Regions from separate parts of the Homo sapiens genome. Here region 1 is linked to region 2. A link is a loop called in an ENCODE intact Hi-C map of the cell type or tissue named here. Cell type or tissue: MCF 10A. All regions are shown on one strand. Each heading gives the region's core, and the rest is flanking DNA. Links, peaks and the distances in the headings are about the cores only.

Region 1 (12,589 bases), core at 2,131-10,130, 330 kb after region 2:
CGTTTCATTGTCATCATAATGCAAACACTGCATTGACTTAACCAAAATTATAATACTATAATATATTGTGAGATAGGGGCATCACAAGAGGTGTTCCTATGTGGTGAGGCTGAAGGTTTGAAATAAAAAAAAGCATAGTGGAAAGCTAATAGAAAATGCCTAACACTAAAATAATCACAAAAATAGTCAAATACTATGGAAGGAAATATTGAAATACCAAAAGGGATACCCAGGTTGCTTCGGAGGAAGTGTAAATGGGAGAGAAGACTGCTAGTGGACAAAATAAAACTTGTAGAACTGCCTTCCTCTTTACTATGTGCATGTATATCTGTAATTTAAAAAAACAAATCTTACGGTTTTTTTTAAAGGAGGGAAGAAAGAACACCCTTACTAGTTATTCATCCCTTCCATCTCAAGAGATAATGCATCTCAAGAGGTCGATAATGCCTCTTTCCACATCTGATATTTCATATTCTCTGTAGTGAGGATATTATATTACTACCAATTTCTGCATGATGGGCTTATGAGGGGAGAAAGTGAAAAAAATGCAAAAATCAGGATCGGACCAGGGGAGCTGGGCAAAGGCTGGAATTCCTTCCATTTCCCTGTGCCTTTGCCAATCTGGGGTTCATTTGAGTTGACAAATATCCTTTTACCTGCTCTCCCCTCATTCCCTCTCTGGGTGGGATTTCAGTACTTGGCTAAGGAGAAGGGGCACACGAGATAGGACAGTGACTCAGGAAAAGAGGTAGCATGGTATCAATAGTAAACCACTCCTGTCTGGAGGCATCTGCCTTGTGCAGTAATAGTGCCGGGGAGAAAACATCTTCCTCCCCATCTTGGGTTCTGCTCTTGAAATCTGTCCCTTGGGTGGGTCTTACAGTTCTCACTAGCATTCATGTATGTGGTTAATTAGGTGAATTTTTGTGGGCTAGCAGGAAATCCCAACTGTAACTTGGCATTTTTGTGGCAAGATGTTTCAAGCAATCAATTTGCTAACCACCTTTGGAATTTGGGCCCTTCCTATTATACGGTTCAACAAAGAATTAGGAGGACATGTTATAGCTGAGTCCAAGCACTCAGCCCTAGCAGTGGCATCCATGGCTCATGAGGTCCTCTGTTTCCCCAGGCTATCAGTGTACCTGTCTCTCACAGTTTACGGGGAGAAACTGTGAATCTGAGATTACAGCCTGCTTCCCAAACCCCTGCCGGAATGGAGGATCCTGCGATCCAATAGGAAACACTTTCATCTGCAATTGTAAAGCTGGGCTCACTGGAGTCACGTAAGTGAGATTACATAAGTGTCTTTCTCTACACTGTTCTTTATTGCTACAACAAACCAGTAAACAACTAATGAGGGTAAAATATTTACCACTAATAGTACAGGCAAAGGGTTAACATCTGCACGATACGTATAAGGAGTGCTTACAGGTGACTAAAATGTTAATAGGAATTATCTCTGGGTAGTAGGGTCATGAGTAATTCATATTTTCTACTTTATGTTTCCCTATACCTTCAAAATTGTGTATGATTACTATGTAGTCTGTAACTAGGGAGAAAAGAAAGTCATCTAGGCCACCTAATATTTCTATTATAATTCGGAGGCAGACATACTACCCATTTCCGCAGAATCCATTAACTGGACTCTACGGCCTATTGTTTTTTGATCATTCTGAGATACTGAAACTTACCTTCCCTTTGCAAACCTTTCTTTCATAAGAAAGAAACAAAATTAAATATTTGCCAAAAGGAAAGAGACCGTTTTAAATTCCTAGTAAAATGCCACTTTCAGCCATCCTTGATCGTTTTAGAAGTATATGTATGTAATCTCAAGCAAGTGATATTCTAATTACAGATCAGTCTTACTTATTCATTAGAGCAAATCTCCCGAGGACTTTACCAGGAAATACTTAACTGATTTTGAATCGTTGGATGTAATTTAAAGTAATAAAGCGGCATTTATTTTTAAATACTCTGTGATTCTGACTAATTTCCGGCTGTCCTCACCTCTATCTGTTCAAATTAGGTTTCGTTTGGCTACATTTTAAAAGGTAGATTACCAAAAATATAGGTGATTGGACCTTTTAAATATCAGAAAAATTGCTGAAATAGAGAAAAGTGAAAAAGAAGGTCTATGTTCTCAAATAATACTAAGCTAAGAAAGAATAAGACTGAAACACTTGCCTTATAATTATACTCAAAGTGAGTCATGGATTGCTTTAAAGAGAATAAAATTGATTTAATTATTTTTCATTAGAATGCTTTAGTCATTCTTCCTGAAAATCTACATGAGTATTAGCCTTTAACATAAGCACAGAATGTTGAAGACATGTAGCCCTTCACCCACCCACCTGCAGCCCCCAGCTTCCCAGAGGGACCAAAAATTACTGTAGCCATTAGAGGAAAATGTCAGAACCAAAGACTTTCCTCTGGGGAAAACCTATAACCGATATATAGATTCACAGCTCTTTGTCTGCAATTCTACAATCCCAAAAGCTCTGAGAACTTAAAGGGTTTGGAGTATGTTAGTGGCAAACTAATTTGGTGGCAAAACCTGTTCAAAACTGTTTTGAGGCTCTTTCTACTCTTTATTTCTCTCATTTAGTGTGAATATCCATATGTTTCACTGCAGAAACACTGGTATTTTTGATTATGGGATACTACGGCCAGCACCAATTTCTGTGAGGGGGAGGAGTATTTTACATAATGTGAAAGATATGTGCTGCATGTCCTTGCTAAAACTGCACAATTTTAAATTCTGAGATGCATCTGCTCCCGCGGATTTGGAGTCCAGTACCTTTTCAATAGCATCTGTTATTCTTTCTCTTTCTCCTCCTCTCCTCTCCCACCTCAGTCTCTTCCTTTCCCCCAACCCAGGTAGGAAAGGAAGACCTGGGAGAGATTGGGTTGGGAGGAACACCTTAAGGCAAGGTGATGACTTGGGGACCACAGTGGCCACAGAAATGCCTAAATTAACTCCCCCTCCCCCCCCCCACCAACCATCTTTGTCCTGCTTCATCTGTACCCTTTAGGTGCATCGTTTTCTTTTAAAGATGTCTGTGTTTTCTCGAGTTCCCGTATACCAACGTGTGTGCACTGGTCCTGACGGTGGGGAGGGGCTTCTGTGTCGCCGCAGGTGTGAGGAGGACATCAATGAGTGCGAACGAGAGGAGTGTGAGAACGGAGGCTCCTGCGTGAACGTGTTCGGCTCCTTCCTCTGCAACTGCACGCCGGGCTACGTGGGCCAGTACTGCGGGCTGCGCCCCGTGGTGGTACCCAATATCCAGGCTGGCCACTCCTACGTGGGGAAGGAGGAGCTCATCGGCATCGCCGTGGTCCTCTTCGTCATCTTCATCCTGGTGGTTCTCTTCATAGTCTTCCGCAAGAAGGTCTTCCGCAAGAACTACTCCCGCAACAACATCACGCTAGTGCAGGACCCGGCCACCGCCGCCCTGCTTAACAAGAGCAATGGCATCCCGTTCCGGAACCTGCGCGGCAGTGGGGACGGCCGCAACGTCTACCAGGAGGTGGGGCCCCCGCAGGTCCCCGTGCGCCCCATGGCCTACACACCCTGCTTCCAGAGTGACTCCAGGAGCAACCTGGATAAGATCGTGGACGGGCTGGGAGGCGAGCACCAGGAAATGACCACGTTTCACCCTGAGTCGCCCCGCATCCTGACAGCCCGGCGGGGCGTGGTCGTGTGCAGTGTGGCCCCCAACCTCCCCGCCGTGTCACCCTGCCGCTCCGACTGCGACTCCATCCGGAAGAATGGCTGGGACGCGGGAACTGAGAGTGAGTAGGAAGTGGTAATGCTCACCCCTCGGTGCTTACAGGGAACCTGCAGGGGCGCTGTGCGAGGACGCTACGGGAAGGGAGAGAGACCCCGCATGCAGAGCATTCGCTATGACATGTGCTGATGTCGAATGTGCACACCAGCTCTGGAAAATTGTCCTGGTTCTGGTTCCCATTTACAGATGGGAGAAATGAAGCTCAGAGAGGGTAACATCATGAGCCCAAGGTGAGGCAGCTAGTAAGAGGCAGTCAGTACCCCAACTCAAGTCTTCCAGGCTCCAAAACCCATCCTCTTCTCACAATAGCGGGCCACTGGTCAAAGTGCAAAAGAAAAGAAGAAAGTATACTAGTTATTGTGTATAAATTATAATAGTGTGTGTGTGTCTGGGCCTATGTACAAAGTGCAAAAAGCCACTTGAGTGATGTCCAGAAGTGTGCTCTGGAAGGCTGGAAGAAGAGAGTATTTCCAGTCTTAGAATGAAGACTTGAGAGAAGCAGAGGGACACTTCAATTGGACCATGATGAGTTAAAGAGTCTGGGGAAAGGAGGATATTCCACCGTAGGGGGACCCATGTGATCAGAAGAAAAGCAAGTCATTTCTTCTTGGCTGGAATGTAGAGACCATGAAACAAGAGGGGGATCCACAAGGCAGAAAGGTGGTCTGGGCCAGATGGAGGTGTTTGCCTCTTCACTTGGCCTCACACAGCAACATTCTAGGCACAGGGAAGAGCCACAGGTGCAAAAGTCCTGGGGTGGGAAGGAGCTTGGTGTGTAGAAGAACACAGAGGAGGTCGGTGCAGTTGGAGCTTGCTGAGCACCAGAGAACGGATACATTTTAACAGCAGCACTATTGCAGGTTTTTAAGTAAGTGACTGGCATGATAATTTACATTTTTTAAAGCTGGCTCTGGCTGATCCTAGGAGAAGAAATTGAACAGGCTTTCTTCCCAAAAAGGGAAGAAAGCAGAGGGCCAGTAAGGTACTCTCTGTGAACATCTCTGTGAGAGATTGTTTTCCCTGCTGTAGTGTCCATCACAAGGAGACTAAAGGAAGCTTTGCTGTAACCTATAACTTCATCAGGACAAATGGCTTTGTATCGCAGTAGCAGCTGTGTCCTAGGTAGCCTAGAAGGCTATGGTTATAGCACTGTGGCATATGCTGAGGGAGAAGGAGGAAACAGGAAGTTTTCAGATGGAGCTAGAGACCATGGGCAGCCAGGGAGATAAAGGTTTTCTTCATGGAGGAAGGGGATATTCCTACTGATATCTTTAAGCATGAGTAAGATTTCAGTAGGACACTTTGGAGATGCCCTCCCAGGAACAGGAAGCAGCTCAGTGTAGAGGACAAGTAAAGGGTTACCCGAGAGATGTCTGGCTCTGTTGTTCAGGTGAGAGGTCAAGGTTAGAAGTGAAAGTTTGAACAACATCTGCATGTAGGATGGTGGACTCTGTAGGAGGGTGAACTCACCAAGGGAACAAGAACAGAGAGGATGGTCAAACCAGGCCTCCAAAAGAACCCTGGAGATGACTACATGTGGGCTTTGGGCAGAAGGGGAGAAGCCAGGCAAGGAGACAAACACTTGCCAACAAAGAAAGAGGAGGGAAAAGGAGAGGACCCTTGTGCAGAAGCCAAGAGAATGTCAGTAAGGTCATCAGTGTTGAATGCTGTGAAACCGCCAAGGAGGACACAGGCTAAAATAGATGTATAGTGAGCCTGATGACGAGAGGAGTCAGCATCTCAAGAGCTTCTCAGTAGAGCCATCAAGGCAGAAGCCAGAATGCAAGGGTTGAGAACCAAGAGGTTTGATGAGAAAGTCAGGGCAGCAGGTGAATGTGAAGCACACTGCTGTGTGTTGCATCATCTCCTTAAACCATCATAGTGCCCCCATGTTGGTACCATTACCAGGCCATCATTCCACGGAGGAAAAAACTCCCTTCAATGGGTGAAATACGCACCTGAAGGCACCTAACTAGCAAAAGGAGAAGTTAGGATTAAAACCTGTGCTCTTACCAGCACTGTTCTTGGGAGCTTTGGCAGGAAGGAGGGTGAGCGGTATTAGAGGAAGAGGATTTCTTGGTGATAACAGAGGGCCAAGAATGAATTCTTTCTATTCTAGTGCTGCCCCAACTTGCTATCTGCTGATTGTCTTTCTGTAGACACATGTATTTTAAGCAGTTGCCCTTGAATTTCAGCCATAAATATACTCCCTCTCAAATTATCTGTTGAGTTAGACTCCACTATAATCTTGCCAATCCACTAGCTAATAGGCTCTTTTTTATTTAGCAATAAAAAAGGGGGGAGTTAATAAATGAAGGAGTGGAGAAAGGAGTTTTATGCTCAGCACTTCATTCACCAGAGTGGATTATTTGTCATTTCCTTCCTTGTGTTCAGGGCTAAGCTTGTGCACACCTTGTGGTTTTCTGAAGCTCATCGTCATATTTTCTGCAACATGGCTGTTAGGAGGTGAATGTCTCCCTGGCATATCTCTCCACTTACATCGGTCGTTTAGCCAACTCCTGTGGCCTCAGCCTCTGACAGCAGATGCAGAGCCACCATGCCTGTTCCTGACACCACCCTTTTTGGAAGAAACGTGATTTCTGTGGCCACGGAGAGGAACAAATGTTCCTTTAATCACAAGTCTGTATCTCTTTGTACCATTGCGTTACATGATGATTTGCAGCTCTTCCTGGTGATCACTGCCCTCACTCCTTGCTGATGTGACAGCTTTATTTCCAGAATTCACCTCAGGCCAAAACTCACATTTCCCCCCAAAGTATTGTTGGGTTGTATTGAATACATTTCCTTCTTTGTTAAGCAAGGCAGAGTTAGCTGGTGAGACAATTTCTGGGCTACTAATTCATTTTGCACTTGGCAACCTCAAGATATAGGCTGTTTTTATTGCTTCCTTTAGTCCATCAAATAAGAAAGTAGCCCTGGTGTGTGTGTGTGTGTGTGTGTGCACGCATGTGCATCTGTGTGTTTCTGACTGTCTTTGTACGGTAAAGAAGGAGGACATATGTGGTTAAGGGCATATCCACACCACTGCCAGCCCTCCTACCTGACACAGGGTGCAGAACATGGTCACTCCCAAAAATGATACAATGCTGCCCTCTAGGAGGCAAAGCTGAAAATTCCACTTACTGTCCAGAGATGGAAGTTAGGATAAATGTAAAGGCATTCTTGCCTATAAAATATTTATACCCCATTTTAAAAGTTATCTCATTTAACCTGGTGTTGACACCTCATCAGTTCATGTAAATGATGTAAATTAACTCTGAATGGCAAAGAGCAATGCAGCCACTTCATCCTCATTTCACTCTTCACTCAGTTGCTTCACTTCGAGGAAGAAACAGCCACTTTTGGCTGTCAGCTGTTTGGAAGCTCATTTACTATGGGCTAAGGGTTTCGAATCCATAATGTAAATCACTTGATTGACAGAACTTTGCCCCCAGTGGCACAGTCAATTTTCTACTGTGGAGCTAAATTATTTTCTCTAAGCAAATGAAAGTGCCTCGAGAAGTGAACTAGCTGAGAGGGGTGGGTGGGACTGGAAATAGGCACAAGGTAACCAGTGTAATTTCTGCTTTCTCTTTCACTGTCCATGAAGACAAAGGGGTTGATGACCCGGGAGAAGTGACCTGCTTTGCAGGTAGTAATAAAGGCAGCAACTCTGAAGTTCAGTCCCTCAGCTCCTTCCAGTCAGATTCTGGTGACGACAATGGTAAGAAGTCATCAGATTTGTTCGGAGCGGGTGGGTTCTGCTTCCTGTTCTGGAAGACCATGGTTGGGAGGAGGGTGGTGCAACTGGCTTTGTTTCTCAACCTGTTCATGGGCTTTTGAGCGTGTTCACCAGGTCCCTGGTTTACTCCATTGTTGGGTGTCATTGCCAAAGGAGCCCCCATTGAGCTGTAGCTGTGAGCAGGCCCAGAGATCTGTATCAGGGGTTGATGTAGTTACCCTGGGCCTCCAGTAGTGAGTCCTCTTTTATTTGGTTTGTGGTGGAACTACTTCATCCCAAATGATATTCTCTAGCAGACAGAGTAATTTCTTTCTTTTTTTATTTTACCAATGATCTCTTCCCTCTTCACTGTACATCCAACATCCCCGTCATTAGAAATTAGTTCAGAGACAAAAACCTTCTTATAGAACCAGTGGAATCTTCATTCAATTGAATCCCCCTTGTAATCATTTGGGTTATGGGCTGTTGGAGAATTTATTAAAAACTGTGAAGCAGCTCCTTAGAAAAATGCACATACACCCAAAATGTTGCATGCAATTTCTCGTGGTTCACAGACTTTGTTGACACTCCAAAGCTGCTACCTCTACCTCTTGTGAACTTATGCTTATGGAGAGGGTGCTAATGTTGGACTGGGTTTTCTGAGCTGAGGAACCAGCTTCGGAGGATGGGTTGTTCTCCCCAGGGCAGGGGAGGGAAGCAGGAACAGTCATAAAACAGTGAGTGTTTTCAACGTGCTGGGTAAACTAAGAATAATTTCAAACAGTCATCCACAGAGACAAGCAGCCTTACCTTAGGTCATTTTCCCATTTGTCAGCAACTAGCAACAAATGGATACTTATTAATTTATGTAATCATTCAATCTATAAATCCTTGCTGAATTTTTTGCATGTGCTGAGTCCTTTTCCCAGAGTACAAAATGAGAAAGGCATAGCCCTTGTCTTCAAGGCAAATACAGAAACAGGTGAGCTCCAAGACCATAGAAGCAATCATGGAAGTAAAAGAGCCTATTTTCATCACCACTTTCAAATGATGGCACTTCTGAGAAGTGCAGATGCCTTCAGTGTATCTATCTACTGGGACAACAAATCACCTAACAGTGGACTTTTTCTGACCATTATCGGAAGGTCAAAGACACACTCCCAGATCTGTCTGCCTTGATGTATCCTCTTTTCCTCCTCCCTAGCCAGAAGAAAAGCTGTGGCTAGTTTGCACTTTATATAGAAATACCTAAGAATATAGAGTCCAGAGTCCAGGCAGCAGCTCCAACAATGATGCCTGGTTAACTGTTCTCATGGGCTCTGCTGTGTGCACCCTGAGGATCACACTCTTGCCCTTTTAGGGTTAACCTTCCAAGTTGGTCCCAAATGAGGCAGGTGGTGTTAGGAACTTTCATCAAATTGGTTTTAAGCCTGATCACCTCTCCACAAGCCTTTGTACTGAGCATTAAGGCAACCCATATAGACCACAGATATCTCCTTCTCTATTCTAATTATTCGAGAGGCCAAATGCTGACTTCTGTCCACACTTTACTGGTGGGAGCTAGGCCTTGGGTCGTTCTGGGCTGTCAGTGGCATTATGTGACCGTGAAGCCATCAACCCTGCAAAGGTTATCCTCTATCACTGGCATTTGGTTCAGAGCAGCATGACTGACCAACAAATAATTATCCCCGGAAATAGTGAGGTCTTCCTCTGAGAGCCTTTGGGAGTTGTTAACGATAAATTAGCAAGAGCTTGATGAGCCACTGCCTTCCTAAATTGATTTTGCTGAGTCATGAGGGGTGACTTTATGACTCAGCAATCATGACCTATCCTGCCTTTCAGGAGGACTGGCATTGGATTTGCTGCCATTTATCTTCCATTCCACAAATCCCGGGACCCTCTAGATAAAGGTGTCCACTGATACACTTCCTAACAGATTGTGGGGAGGCTTTGGGTGTTTGCATGCCGCACCTTCATTGTTGCTGTTGTTGTTGTTGTTAAAATAAGGTGTGTTTAAAATATACAACTAACCTGAAGCTGTCCTTCCCCTACCTCCGACTTCTTTTCCTGACCACAAGCCTCCATAGTGACTGTCATTCAGCTTGTCAACAATGTAGTTGACACTATAGAGAATGAAGGTATTTACTTTTTTTCTTCCATAGCATTTCTTGAAATTTTGCTTCCTTGTTACTTTGGACTAGGAGTGATTTTAATGGATTGGCCACAGAGGGGGCAATAAACAGCTGGTTTCTGATGAGATGTGGGATATTTATGGATCTGTTTTAAAATTTTGAAAAAAAAAAAACCCAGTTCATAATTTGTAAAAAATATATAAGGTACCCTCTTTATAAAATCCCTTTCAAGAAAAGAGCACCCAATTAGTTGCAATCCAGATTAATACTAAATTTATCTTTATATTCAACATGTGTTCATTGAGCACCTATTATGAGCTGGGAATCCTTAAGAAATCATTCACAGCTGCAATATTATGGATACTTATTTCAACCACGTAACTTTTATTAGTAACTTAATAAAATTAGGGCCTGGCATAAATGTGATTTATCTGTTTTGTTTTGCTTTGTTTTTTCCCTAAATAACAATGGGAAGAAATAAAAAAGGCTAAACTTAGTCGTAGCCCACAGGCCTTTAGGAGTATGTTTTTAAAAGTCATCTCAAATGTTCTGTTTTATCCCTCTTCACATGGTTTGGACTGTCAGTTTTACTTTTCACTTTGTATTTAAACAGTGTCTGTCATGGACCAAGGACAGAACTACAACCGAGGTGACTGTGCCGCAACCCTAGCATAACTTTTTGTGTGTTTGTTTTGAATTGCTGAGTTCATTCTTACCCTGTTCCTGTGCCTCTGCCCTGATCTGAATTTTGCATGTCTCAGGTGTCTCGTGCGCTCAGTATTGGAGGTGAAAGCTCCACCAGCATTCCCCTCCTAGCCTCATCCTCTGTGCGTGTGTTTCACCCATTTGCCTGCACGCCTTCCTGCCTCCTGTGGTCCACAGCACAGCTGATGGACCTCTCTGCAAGCATGTTGCCAGTCTGGCTCTGCAATAGCATGTGTCTAGGAAGAGGGAGTGGGGACAGTACTCAGGGGTCCTGGAACTGTCTCCTCGGCGTGCCCTCGCTCTTCGTCTCATGGCATGGCTGAGTGTGAGGCTCTGCAGCAACCAGGCATCAACCTGTCAGAGTTGCCATCACCTTGTTGTCCGCAGGCCAAAGCATGGCTGGCCCCATAGACCCTTGTAATAAGCTTCTTAGGGTTTCTTGGATGCTAAAAATTGCATGTCAGGTCCCTTCCCTGCTCCTTTCCCAGCAAAGCACCAACTCCAGTCTAGAGGAAATTAACTGTCATGGTTTTTCTCTTGCAGCCTATCACTGGGACACCTCTGATTGGATGCCAGGGGCCCGCCTGTCGGACATAGAGGAAGTGCCCAACTATGAGAACCAGGATGGAGGGTCTGCACACCAGGGGAGCACACGGGAGCTGGAGAGCGATTACTACCTGGGTGGTTATGACATTGACAGTGAATACCCACCCCCTCATGAAGAGGAGTTCTTGAGTCAGGACCAGCTGCCTCCTCCTCTCCCGGAGGACTTCCCAGACCAATATGAGGCCCTGCCACCCTCCCAGCCTGTCTCCCTGGCCAGCACACTGAGCCCAGACTGCAGGAGAAGGCCCCAGTTTCATCCTAGCCAGTATCTCCCTCCTCACCCATTCCCCAACGAAACGGATTTGGTGGGCCCGCCTGCCAGCTGTGAATTTAGTACTTTTGCTGTGAGCATGAACCAGGGCACAGAGCCCACAGGCCCAGCAGACAGCGTGTCTCTGTCCTTGCACAATTCCAGAGGCACCTCATCCTCGGATGTGTCTGCCAACTGCGGCTTTGACGATTCCGAAGTAGCCATGAGTGACTACGAGAGCGTGGGAGAGCTCAGCCTCGCCAGCCTTCACATTCCCTTTGTGGAGACTCAGCATCAGACTCAAGTGTAGACATCACATCTTGGGTACTTCACCCTGTTTGTTACAGAAAAGTGGAAGCAGATTGGCTGGGCTTCTGTCCCAGTGGAGCATTGTCTGTGGAATGAGAAGGGAATACTGTATTTTTCCACTAGAAACTTCTTCACAAGTCATACTGTCCCAACAAGCAAGCTTGATTCCAGTTGGGTGAAAATGAAAGGCTCAGAAATTGTTTTTGAGAGGTGACTGGTAATCCTTGATGTAGGTACCTATGTTCACAGCTAAAAATGCAAAGAGGGAAAAATTATTTCACCCACTAAGTTATACAGCCAGTCTTGTATGGCTTTGTGCAGTATTGTGCCCTGGAAAGTGTTACAGCATCAGTCCTTGCAGTATTAAAAACTGGCAACAATCAAAGAGGCATTGTTGCATGTAATTTTGAGCCAATGAAATGAAAATAGTAGTAATGATTGTTGGAAAAGTTAGTCTCTTAGGCGAAAGAGAAGAGAAACAAATATTATTAAACAAACCAGAAAATGGGCTGAAGCCTTTTAAATCAACTCTATTTTTTTGATAAGCTGCCCAATTTTCAGCTATAAAATTAGGCTTGAATAACATGTTTAGTATGCTCAGTTATTTCTGTTTGTTTGTGTTAAGCATCCAATCTAATATAGTTGGGTTTTATGATCTTCAAGAAAGGTATCAATGAAGAGCAACATGAGGCTTTTTGGGTTCCATTTGGTGGGTGGGGGAGGAAGTTAAAGTTGTTTGAACATTAGAAAGAATGTGATTATCTGGTTGGTTTTGTGTTTTCTGGTAAATATTCCAGTTGGTAAATCTAACATTGCTACAGAAGTTGGCTTTGTTCATATAGCTTCTCTACAATTAGATATTTTTAGAAGTTTAAGCAAAACTCACAAATTCAGGGGGGAAAAAAGAAAAAACGATACCTTCAAAGTTTGCGGCCTAGATAATCACAATTCTTCATAATGCAGAGGAAAGGTGTCTGTTATTCTAAATCGGTAGCATCACCATTATAAATACAATTATGTTAAGAAAAGAGGAAAGTAGACTAGTTATTGTGTATAAATTATAATAGTGTGTGTGTGT
Region 2 (12,589 bases), core at 3,015-11,014:
TATTGGCCAAATCCTCCTCCCTGCTGACCTGAGTAGCCTCTCTGCAGAGTCCCCTGCTAAGACAGTCATTCACAAACAATAGGTGGCCATTGCCAGCAATTTGAGCACAGCAGTCCTCATACTTGGCAGCAGTTACCAGCAATTGGCAAGCTATTACCCAAATCTCCTGCCAAGTGAAAGCTAGGACTTTTAGAATTACCTTGTTCCTTTCACCTGGTTGCCACATTTATCTTTTTTTTTTTTTTTTAAAAGAGAGTGTTTTGTGTGCAAGTGTACTTCTTTATAGGCTTCATGCTAAAATGTCCCTGGCATGGGTATATTTGGGTCTTTAAAGTGCTTAGCAAAAGGAGTGCCCTTCCATATTGAAATGCAAATCTTTCCTTGGGTATTAAATTTGATTTGGAAGCCCTCTTCTTCTTGATTTATTGATATCACCTTGAAATCACACCATCCTCAGTCTTTAAGCATCGCCCAGTCCCCGTATTCTGAACTATCTGGCCAAGATGAGGCTGAGTCTCAGACAGAGTGTTGATACCTGTCCACCCATTATTCTTCACAGCCCTGATCTGATCCCTGTGAGGCAGGGCTGAGCTCCAAAGGTTAGTTAGAGACCAATTGGAGGTGAGCAAATACCTCAATTACAGCAGGTATCTGGATCCTGTCTGAATTTCACCTTCTGAAAGAACCTGTAGTAGAAATACAAGGTTCAAACTTGCATTCTCTAGGGCTTTCTAAATCTCTCTACTCTGGGAAAACTATTCTGTAAATGTCTATCCATCTTGGTTGCATTTAAAATATGGGGCCTCATTCTCCTCTGCCTTCCATCTGATTGCAACTTGGGCCTAGGTGATCTTGGTCCCATGTTTTTTTTGTTTTGTGTGTGTGTGTGTGTGTGTGTGTGTGTGTTTTCTCATCAATAAACTTTTCTTCAAGCCTTCTGCTGAAATTTGGATTAACTCAATTTTCATAGACCCTGCAGTTCAACCTTCTGTATTTTACAATGACTCCTGCTATTGTAGAAATAGAAGACAAGTGAGGAATCTTTCCTTTTACAATTCTGTATTATCTTAAAACATTCAAAGAAACCATTTCTTACTGAAACAGCTGTACTTGGTTATGTTATTAGAGGAGACACACTATGGACTTATTTTGACAGTGAAATATATTTAGACTAAAATTTTAAATTACTCATCTAGCTAAGGTGTGTTGCTATTCCATAATACTTCTCAAGTGTTTTGTGTTTCAACTTTCGGGTTTCTTTAAGAAAACAAAAACAAAAACAAAGAAAACTCCATCAAGTTAGAATAGAATGTGAGAAATTTGGTGTATAAGATAAATCTGTCTTTATGTTTCTCCAGGCAAATAATGTTTTATACTAGAGCAGGCTTCCTGCCTTTGGTATGCTCAGATAAATTAATTTGACTGTTTATGATGTTATTTAATTTTCAATAATTATTCAAGCATATATAACCACAGACATCTATGTAGTAGGCAGATGGATCAGCAATTGTGCATGTAATTAGAAATAATCCTTGAAATACAAAAGTAGATTTTAATATTCAGCATCTAAAAAATTGCTAACATTACAAATTGCCCATACCCCGTGGTTGCAGCCAGTGATGTAAAAATTTAAATACAAGAATTCAAATGAAAATTTCTGCCTTCTCAGCATCAAGCAGTTATTGAATAACAGTAGAAAATCATGGACAAGTCACTTAAAGAGACACATTCTTTCTCTCTTAAAATAAAGATTTGATGTGTTTTTAATGAATTACAATGTGAATAAATAAATTGTAAATAATTTAGATTGGAGTGCTCTTTGTAAAAGTCACATACTCACATGGAAAATATTAAATGGGAATTATATTAGTAAATACAAGCTCACTTTTCAAAATCTTATAGAGAAAGAAACAAAAAATATTCTATTTTTGGTTCTTAAAATGTATGCTAGAACTTATATTTACTATTGCCAATAAAATAGGGAATGTACTTTATTCATTTTCTGTTGAGAGAGAGGGAAAGATGAAAATGAGTTCATATGGTAAAATGAGTTATGATTTTTAGATTACTGAGTTCTGAATTCAAGTTCATGGTCTGCTATTTACAAGATAAATAACAAAGCCTTTAATCTTAAAGTCTCAGGATTTGTTGACATTTTTGCTGTAATGCCTACTGTTTATGTTTAGCACTATCTAACATGGTCCCTGACACTTTCATAATATCTTAAAAACTTACAGTAAAAAGAAAAAAAAAAAGAATTGTTAGCCAGGCATGATGGCACGTGCCTGTAATCCCAGCTACAGGGGAGTCTGAGGCAGGAGAATTGCTTGAACCCCAGAGGTGGAAGTTGCAGTGAGCCGAGATCGTGCCACTGCACTCCAGCCTGGGTGACAGAGTGAGACACGTTCAAACAAAAAAAAATAAAAGAAAAGAAAAAAGAATTGGAAATATGGAAGGAAATAGAGGAAATATGGAAGGAAATAGAGGAAGATAGAGACAGAAAGAAAAAAAAGAAATTGAGAGACAGAAAAACAAGAGCACTTTTCAGCTTCTTCTCATTCCTAAGCCAAAAAAACAAAACAGGTTTTTCAAGGAGTAATATCACCACCTTATGGCCTTTTACAATAATGCTGCGAAAAATTAATATTCCAGTTGTATTTTTGCAACTATAAACATCAATTCTTTACTCTTAGATCAAAGGTCACATCTTGTTCATATATAAGATATTTTCTATCTTTTCTTTTTGAAGTAATAATAAGCCCAATATCAGGTATCACAAATGTTTGCAGAGTTCCTGCTTAGTGCCAAAAGATGTATCTCACATCTCTACTTCATTAGATACAAAGATGAATAAGGCACAAGTATTAGCTTCAAAGAGCTTAGAGTTTGGAGGGCTGTTTCTTCCAGAAAGAAGGAATTCATGGCTAGTGTGTTCTGACATTGGGTTCTGTAGGTTACCGGGCATCTGTTCAACTTTAGAATGTGAGAAGGCTGGTAGTACACATTAAAACCAGATGTTTCTGTGCAAAACAATGAAGGAACCTGGGCCTTGGGCCCTTGGCCACACTGGGAGCAGACCTAAACTCTAGGGAGCATTGATGGGAAAATTGTAGACATAAATTCTAGAATCTCCGTCCCTTCCTTCCTTCCTTCCTTCCTTCCTTCCTTCCTTCCTTCCTTCCTTTTTCGTTGTTTCTTTCTTTCTCCCTTTCTCTCTCTCTTTCTCTCTTTCTTTCTCCTTCCTTCCTTCCTTCTTTCTTTTTTCTTTCTTTCTCTTTTTTTTGAGACAGAGTATCACTCTTGTTGCCCAGGCTGGAGTGCAGTGGTGCAATTTCGGCTCACTGCAAGCTCTGCCTACCAGGTTCAAGTGGTTCTCCTGCCTCAGCCTCCCAAGTAGCTGGAATTACAGGAGCCCACTTTTATGCCTGGATAATGTTTGTATCTTTAGTAGAGACGGGATTTCACCATGTTGGCCAGGCTGGTCTGGAACTCCTGACCTCAGGTGATCTGCCCACCTTAGACTCCCAAAGTGCTGGGATTACAGGTGTGAGCCACCGTGTCCAGCTCCCTGTTTCTTTGTTATTGTGAGATGCAGGGCAGGATAGGATTTGGTTCAGGGAAGAAAGAAAATGAATGGAGGAGGCCGGGCGCAGTGGCTCATGCCTGTAATCCCAGCACTGTGGGAGGCCGAGGCGGGCAGATCACAAAGTCAGGAGATCCACACCATCCTGGCTAACACGGTGAAACCCTGTCTCTACTAAAAATAGAAAAAATTAGCCAGGCGTGGTGGCAGGTGCCTGTAGTCACAGCTACTTGGGAGGCTAAGGCAGGAGAATGGCGTGAACCTGGGAGGCGGAGCTTGCAGTGAGCCGAGATTGCGCCACTGCACTCCAACCTGGGCGAAAGAGTGAGACTCCATCTCAAAAAAAAAAAAAAAAAAAAAAAAAAAAAAAAAAAAAGAATGGAGGAGTTGGCAGCATTAACTGTCTATTTCAAAGCCATTACTAGAGGGGATACTGTAGAAGTAGGGAGCAACCCCTGGCTTAGTGCATGAGATCAATGCTGGTAGCAGTTATAGCCTAACTCTAATACCAATTTTGATCTCACTTCTTCTAAACATAATGTAAAAGTCAGGAGTATATTCTCTGCCCCGCTTTTGTGCCAGGCCTTATATTGTCTATTGCCCATACATGCTGGTTACAGGCAAAGTCTCCTTTCCTTATGAAGAACCGTGTGCTATCTGTGTCATGGTGCGTTGTTGCCAGTCTCTTTGATGGCCATGTGCACTGCTGCGCTTGTCACTACAGAAGTGTGAAGCATCTTCTCTGCAGCTTCTGATCCTGCCGTGTCTGCTGCACTGAAGCTCATAATCTGCGAGAGAAGATGCCACTGGGGATTAAAGCGCCAGCAGCATCATTTTATTCATTTGTCTGACTGTGCTAATTTGCCAGTATCTTAGGAAGAAAATACTACTACAGAGCAATGGTTTTCAATCCTATGGTCATGACAAAAGCTTTGAGACCACACACACCCACTATACACACCAATCAACTCTTGTTTCAATTTTTTCCCATTATATCTAGGACTAGTTGGTGCTTTCAATTGAAAATTTGCAGGTACTGCAAACCCAGAGAAAAATGTTCTCTTCCTGGAATATGAGATAACTTGATGAGATGATGCTGCGATTCTGTGATTGTCACTACAATAATGTAATAGGGATTGTATTGCAGCATTAACGATTTCAATAGCTGAGTGGGAAATGAGAAAATATGTTTCCTTTGGTTACGGTTAGTAGTAATATTATGTAACTTTGCATTGGAAATAACTTAAACTGTGTGCCTTAAAATTAGTTTTAAATTGAAATGGGAAGCTGTGGTTATTTGAAGATGTTTTTCTTTTTTATTAAGCCAAGTGCCCTCTGGGATAACAGTTTGCGTACCTCTAACTCCTGGGCCAAATCTAGTTTTTCTTTAAGGCTTGTATTGGTTTGTTCATTCAGGTGTGTCTAGGCCACCTTCTGGTCATTTCCTTTTCAGCTAACACCCAGAGCCAAGCTCAGCAGAGAACTTGCTCTCTTATCACTGCCCCTTTGTGCCTTGTGTCTGAGCAGACAAGGAAAGCAGTGGCCTGTGTTGACTAATCCTGGCAGCTACTCTTCTTCCTCAAGACTGGGTCAGAGCCCTGCTCAGTCATTGGCAGAATCAGCAGGATTCACAGACTCATTCCAAGGCTTTTATGCAGTTCTGTGTTTTTAATGAAAAACACACAAACACACATAAAATTACCACACTCACCACAGACCTTACATTATGTCGTTCCTTTCTATAGCCTATTGGTTAAGAGTGTGATTTTGCATTTATATCCCAGCTCTGCCACTAGTGGCTTGTGACCAGGCAAGGTAAGCATAAACCTTAACAGCCTCGGTCTGCTCGGTTTAAAAATAGGACTGATAATAGTACTGTTTATTGTGGATTACGGTGAGTGTTATATGAGGTCATGAAGGAAACAGTGCTTAATTCAGCACCTGGGACATAATAAGTGCTCAACAAATGTTGGCTATGATGATTGTTTTATGAGTTTGCTCATAGCCAACTCAGTTTACTGTAGAGGGCTGCACTTTTCTGGAAACCATATCAAGTAAAGGCTATTCTCCTGTTCTGCATAACCTGGAGGAAGAGGATTCAAGGTGACTTATATCCAGGCTCTTCTTTTAAATTTTTGCTATTCTTTTAGCTGTTATCTACCAGACTCCTGGATGTTTTCCCACCAGTCACGTGCCCTGTGCCTTGCTTGCCGTCATCCTCTCTGTCCTTGCCCTCACCATTTGTCTCAGTGCCTACAATGCCTCCATGGGTCATTTCCATCTAAGTCATTTCTATTCTTCAGCCCATTTCCTTGGCAAAGATGGTATGTTTTTATCAAGTCCTATTCCTGACACTGAATTCTCATAATCCTTTGGTTCTCTTTTTCTGTTTACATGCCTCCCTACCCATTGAAAAGCTGTGGTGATTTGTTAATTAATTCATGTGTTCATCTTCTGATATCAGAAATATCTGTGAGGCCCTACACTGAGCGCGGTACTCTCCAAGGTGCTGGAATACTACAAGGAACCTTTGTTTCATGAACATGCTTAAGTTTCCACACGCAATTTATCATGCTGTAACTCTGGGTCCCTGCAGTCCTTGGTTGTAACTGCTCTTTTTAGGCTGCCAAGCCCACCACAGGAGAGAAAAAGGTCACAGAATTGCTAATCAGCTCCATTACATATTATTCCTCGAAAATGCTCCATGATTGCCCAATTACAACACTCATAACACCCTAAAATGTAACGTACCATTTACGTATCTGTCTCCCAGCTCTGCCCTGAGCTCCTGACACTGCCTCATTTGTTTATGCCCCTGATCTAAACCTGGCTTAGAGTAGGGATTCAATGAATATTTGTTGAATTCATATCAACTCATTCATATCTTGTTTTCAGCTTTGTAACTGGTCTCTAACTTCTGCTTGGCAAACCCATTTTTCATAGTTTTCATCTTTCTTTCGCTATCTATTGCATTCTTCCCTGTTTCTACTTGAAACTTTTCTACTTTCCTGTACAGCCCCTCCTCCATCTTCACCTTCTGCAGAATAACTTGGTTCGGATTTTATGGAGGATGTTGACTCCATCTGACGTAAGTTTCCTGGCCTTACCATTATGCTGCTTATTACCTTCACGGTACCTCACTACCACCCTGTTATAGGAGCCAGAGAAGTGACCTCAGGTCTTTCCGTCTCCCAGGATTCCCCTGCACCTGTGACTCCCACTGTGCCCGGGCTGATGACTTGTAATAAAGCAAAGACTTAAAGAGAGTTTGTTGAATCCCTTTCCAAGGAGCTGTTCAGATTACTTACCTTAGACTGACAAGATTTCGTGGTGCAGTGGCTCCATACATTGTATCGCCATGTCCCCACTGCTGTGACCAACTCTCAAGCCAGAAGTCAGCCAGATTTCTCTCCAGTTGAACCCCAGGCCACTGATCTCCTTAGCTCTGACCTTCCCAAGATGAGGTTGGTCCATTCTTGATAAATTCTGTATCAGATTCTGTGCCCCACCTGAATCCAGCCATGCTGCAGGTATAGACTGCAGCTCTCTGCCCCAGTCAGACTGTAGGATGCCTTTAAATTCCTGAGCATTAGTGGAGGTGATAAAACTTGCACTTTTGTCCTGATGTGGAAGGGAGGAAAATGAAATCCTGTGATGTCTTAAAATGTCCTGAAATCTTGGCCTATGATATACTAGGAACCTAGAAATGTTCTGAATTTAATAAGGAAAATAAAAGAGCCAATCCTCTATTCCTGAGGGCTAACTTATTTGGAGTGAAGATTCACCAGGATTGCCTTTGACAAAATGTGAGCCTGAAGGCTCTTGCCACATATTATATGAGCCTTATTTTGGAGTGGCTTCTTTTATTTGGCCAGGCTAGATATCTCCTGTTATCACATTCAGGCATTTGCTGCTGCCCCCTGGTTTGTGAGACATGCTTAGAGATATGAATCAGCCTATAAAGCGCATCTTTCTTTAGGAAAGTCCTGGGCTTGCCAGGCATGCAAAAGACTGTGATCCCCAGGAGAGCAGAGGGTACTTTCTGTCCTCACAGAGGCACTTAGTTGTCAGGATGCTTATTCCAGGAAGCTTAATTACAAACCACTGATAGGAATTTATTTTAGTAACTATAGAAAATGTTTATTTAGGTAAGAGGGAATTTTCCATTCCTGAAGATAAGCTCTTGCTTAAACTAGCATTCAATTACTTTTCAAGTGGTCTCAGAAGCCAAAGTGTGAGTGTGGTATGTGATAGATTCATATGTGCACGTGTTGTGTTTATGTGTGTGTGTGTGTGTGTGTATGCACGTGTGTGTTTAAGCTGCTGAGTACTTAAAACCTGCTTTAGTATTGTGATGGTTATTTCTAGTAGGAAATAAGGCTGTCCAATTTATCTCTGGCACTGAGCAAGCCCTATTTGTCTCTGGCATGAAGCAGGCTTAGCTCATCTGGTGCTGTCTCTGGTTATCATACTACTCAGCAGGGGTAATTTGTTTTGTTTTATTTCTGTCCCGAAAGGTAATTAATAATACAAGGACAAAATTGTTTGTGTAGTGTTTTTATATTTTTGATTACCCAAAGAAGTATTTTTCAGGAGCCTTTCCAAATAGCTGCTTTGCACCTGGCTGGAAAACTGTACTCCTCGGCGACAAAGAGCTAACTTTTGGAACCCTTCCAGGGGTCCAATTCTTTACCTTCATTCACCTCTGAGCCCCATTCAATGTGGGTCAAGGAGGATTTTTAGAGGGTATTAATATCAGTGAAAAGTCTTTGGTGCATAGTAACACTGAGCCAGAATGATTTTCTGGCTTCTGGCAGTGATTTAAAGAAATCCTTTGGAACGCTGTTACATGCTAGGTGTCCTGCTAAGTTCCTTCTATACATCTTACTTAATTGTCACAACAACCAATAAGGTTGCTATTACTATTCTCCATTTAAGAGGTGAGGAAATTGAGATTTATGATAATATAGTATTTAAAACATGCTTTTTGTTATTTGTGTGTGCATGTATTTTTTTGGTAACAGTTTAATTAGATGTCATTCACATACCATACAATTCACCTATTCAGATTGTTCAGTTCAATGGTTTTTAGATATATTCAGTTGTGCAACCTTCACCACAATGTATTTTAGAACACTTATATCACCTCAAAAAGAACCTTATACCCTTTAGCTCTCTTATGCCCTGAGCCCCAAGCAACAACTAACCTACTTTCTCTTTATATATATTTCTTATGCTGGGTGATTGTTTACTTATTTTCCTTTTTTTTTTTTTTTTTTTGAAACAGGGTCTTGCTCTGTTGCCCAGGCTGGAATGCAGTGGCATGATCATAGCTCACTGCAATCTCGAACTCCTGGATTCAAGGGATACCCCTGCCTCAGCCTCTTGAGTAGCTGGGACTATAGGCATGCACCGCCATGCCCAGCTACTTTTTTAAATAGTTGAGAGTCTCACTATGTTGCCCAAGCTGGTCTTGATCTCCTGGTCCCAAATGATCCTCTTCCTCTGCCTCCCAAGCACTGGAATTACAGGCATGAGCCACTGTGCCCAGCCCTTATGCTGGACATTTCATATGAATTTCATGTAAGTGGAATCACGTAACATATAGTCTTTTGTGACTGGTTTCTTTCACTTAGCATAATGTTTTTAAGGATCATTTGTGTTGTGTGTATCAGTATTTCATTTCTTTTTATGGCTGAATGTTGTATGCATACATCACCTTTTGTTTATCCATTCATCAGCTGATGGACGTTTGGATTGTTTCTGTCTTTTGACTATTAGAAACAAGGATATGAATATATATAAGTTTTGTATAGATATATATTTTCACTTTTCTTACAAATATATCAAGGAACAGAATTGTTGGAGCATATGGTTACTACTCCGTGTTTAATTTTTTGAGGAACCTCCCTACTGGTTTCCAAAGTGGCTGCACCATTATACATCCCACTATCAGTCTATGAGCATTTCAGTTTTTCCACACACTCCTTAAAACTCATCTGACTTTTTGTTTTTAGCCATCATACTGGATGTTAAGTGGTATCTTATTGTGATTTCGATTTACATTTGCCTAATGGCCAATGATGTTGAACATTTCATGTTCTTCTTAGGTCATTGGTATGTCTTCTTTGGAGAAATGTCTGTTTAAGTACTTCAAAATTGAGCTATTTTTCTTCTTATTAGTGAGTTGTAATAGTTATTTATATGTACTAGATAGAAGACCCGTGTCAGATATATGATTTACAAATATTTGGCTTGTCTTTTACTTTCTTGATAGGGGCATTTGAAGAACAATGGGTTTTCATTTTAATTTTAATAAAGTCTAGGTTTTTTTTTTATTTGTATTGCTTGTGATTTTGCTTTTGCGTCTAACAGCCCATTGCCAAATCCAAGGTCACAAAAATTTACCCCTGTGTTTTCCTTCTTACTTTTGTTGTTCTAAGATATATTTTTCTTTATATGGGCATATTCTCTGGTTGTAGAATCTTGGAATTTGATCACATGGCTATTTAAAACAATAAAAAGAAAAAGACTCTGTTTATGCTGTGTATGATCACAAAAACTTGTGTCATTCAGTTTTAGTGTTGGGCTTTCTAAATACCTCATTCTGCTCATCAGACATCATTTTTGTTCACTGTAGGTGCTGGCAGATCTCTGGTTGGAACTTTGTTGTTATTCATTGGTCAGTTTATGAATGAGTCAGATATTTCAGCTTCTGTGTTTTATCTGATCCTATACTTCTTTTCTGTTATTCCATTGTTCCCTCTAATTGGCCTTATAAAAGTATTTCTGCAGAAATACCAGAGTATTTACTGCAAAAACTTTTCATACTTTAAAAATGCCAAAAGAAGCTTTTAGAAAAGGAAGAATACCTGTCAATGTGGTACTCTCTTATATTAACAACTTTTTTGACAGAATGTTTAAAAAGTGATTTAAGGCTGGGTAGGCAGCACTTATCTGTGGGAAAGAAAATTTTCAGTTACTTAATAGCCTGTCTGAGGCACTTGCAAGGAAAATTCTCCAAATTTCAGACATTTTTGTCACCACAGTACCCTAGTGAATATAGCATGGCTGATACTTTTACAGCTATTCCTTCAGTATTGACAGTCTCTCAGATCCTTCTACTTCGTGTGTGTGTGTGTGTGTGTGTGTGTGTGTGTGTGTGTGTTTACCCAAAATGCTTCCATTATGATGCTTACCTACCTTATGTATTAATAATGTTCTGAGAGCTGTTTGAAGGAAAGTGTGACATTTATACAAAGAAAAGTCAATTATTTGTTTAATATTCATAAAATTTCCATAAAAGTCTAAGCATTTGAAAATACTTGAGAGTACTGAAATATATTTCTTTACATATAGGACTTTGTTCCCATAAAAAATCTTGTCTTTCGTACTTCTTGTGACTTCCTTCTTTCGTTTTCTCAGAGGGAGTATTGGTTTGTTTCAAACTGGCATCAACATTTTGATTCTTTTATTATCTATTTATTTATTTATCATTTATTTATTTATTTATTTATTTTTGAGACGGAGTCTCGCTCTGTCCCCCAGGCTGGAGTGCAGTGGCACAATCTTGGCTCACTGCAGCCTCCACCTCCAGGGTTCAAGCAATTCTCCTGCCTCAGCCTCCCAAGTATCTGGGATTGCAGGCGTGCACCACCACACCCAGCTAATTTTTGTATTTTTAGTAGAGACAGGGTTTCATCATGTTGGCCACGCTGATCTCGAACACCTGGCCTCAAGTGATCCACCCATCTCAGCCTCCCAAAGTGCTGGGATTACAGGCGTGAACCACCATGCCTGGCCTACCATTTGGATAATTTTAAACAATAAATAAGAACGTCTCCTGCTCATGAAGTAGGAGTATTTGTGTCTACATTTATTCATTAAAGTGGGTAATTAAATTCCCTGCCTAGGGTCATTGTTACTTTCTACCTCTTTGCTGTTTTCTGGATGGTTTCACCTCCCCACAGGCAGTATTCACTAATCCCTTTCCTGACTTTCCTTAACTCTGATTATCACTTTTAAGCCCTTCAGTAACAAACATTCAGTTTTTACATATATGAATCAGTACTTGGGTGTTTATATTCATATGCAATTTATATTTATATTCATATACAATACCTCCTATTTGTATCATATACAATACTTCCTACCATATAGAATGGGAAATTCCTTATGGAAGCTATCCTATCTTCTCTCTCTCTTTCTCTACATTCTGTTTCTCACGTATTTTCCCTTGCATATAGAAGGCCAAGATAAATACGTACGGATTTTATTTCATGTTCTCCCAGTTACTCTGATGTAAATTTCTTAACCTTGCTGAGCCTCAGTCTTCTTACCTGTAAAGTGGATATACTATCTCACAATGTGTATAGGTCAGGGTTCTCCAGAGAAACAGAATGAATAGTATATATATGAGGAGATTTATTATGGGAATTGGCTCACACAATGATGGAGGATAAGAAGTCCCATGATATGCTATCTGCAAGCTGGAAAACCAGGAAAGCTGATGGTGCAATTCAGTTAGAGTCAGAAGGCCTAAGAACTAGAGGGTGAAGGGCAGGGGCATAAGGGACTCTGTTATAATTCCTGGAGTTTGAAGGCCCAAGAACCATAAACTCTGATGTCTAAGGATAGGAGAAGATGTTGATGTTTCAGTTAAAGAAAATAGAGTGAGAGAAAATTTGCCTGGATTTTTCTTATATCTGGCCCTCAACAGATTGGATGCTGTCCACTCACACAGGTGAGGGTGGATTATTATTCAGTCTACTAATTAAAACGCTAATCTCTTCTAGAAACACCCTCACAGACACACCTAGAAATAATGTTTTTACCAGCTATCTGGGCACCCTTTAGCCCACTCAAGTTGATGCATAAAATTAACCATCATATAGTGCTATAGTACATATGAATTGAAAAAAATTTTTTGAACAGCTTTGAATTTGGGGCCAAATTTAGAAAGAGCTGGAGAATGTGGCTTCTGCCTGTTATTTCTTTGTTACGTTG

The links. Peaks named below come from ENCODE experiments on the same cell type or tissue, not always from the same donor. Only the 100,000 strongest peaks of a DNase experiment are listed, where the experiment ranks them.
Region 1: a loop joins it to region 2, with 9 times the contacts of the local background. A loop is called at or near these places in 6 of 110 quality-filtered maps.

The regions. Positions count from the first base shown.
Region 1 is chr11:92,879,602-92,892,190 of GRCh38, forward strand. FAT3 (FAT atypical cadherin 3) reads left to right here. Exons shown (of 28, transcript NM_001367949.2): 23 at 1,130-1,283; 24 at 3,137-3,792; 25 at 7,399-7,512; 26 at 9,588-9,647; 27 at 10,255-10,290; 28 at 10,890-12,589. The coding sequence ends at 11,512. Among named protein-coding and RNA genes, the nearest start is that of LINC02746, 30 kb to the right of the region's middle. RefSeq lists a silencer at 6,762-7,056 and an enhancer at 8,883-10,082. In MCF 10A, for the core only: a CTCF peak has its summit at 6,897; a DNase peak (open chromatin) is centred at 6,880.
Region 2 is chr11:92,550,540-92,563,128 of GRCh38, forward strand. All of the region lies in intron 3 of FAT3 (FAT atypical cadherin 3), which reads left to right. Among named protein-coding and RNA genes, the nearest start is that of FAT3, 330 kb to the left of the region's middle. RefSeq lists enhancers at 1-201, 202-776. In MCF 10A, for the core only: no CTCF peak of the experiment used is centred there; a DNase peak (open chromatin) is centred at 6,092.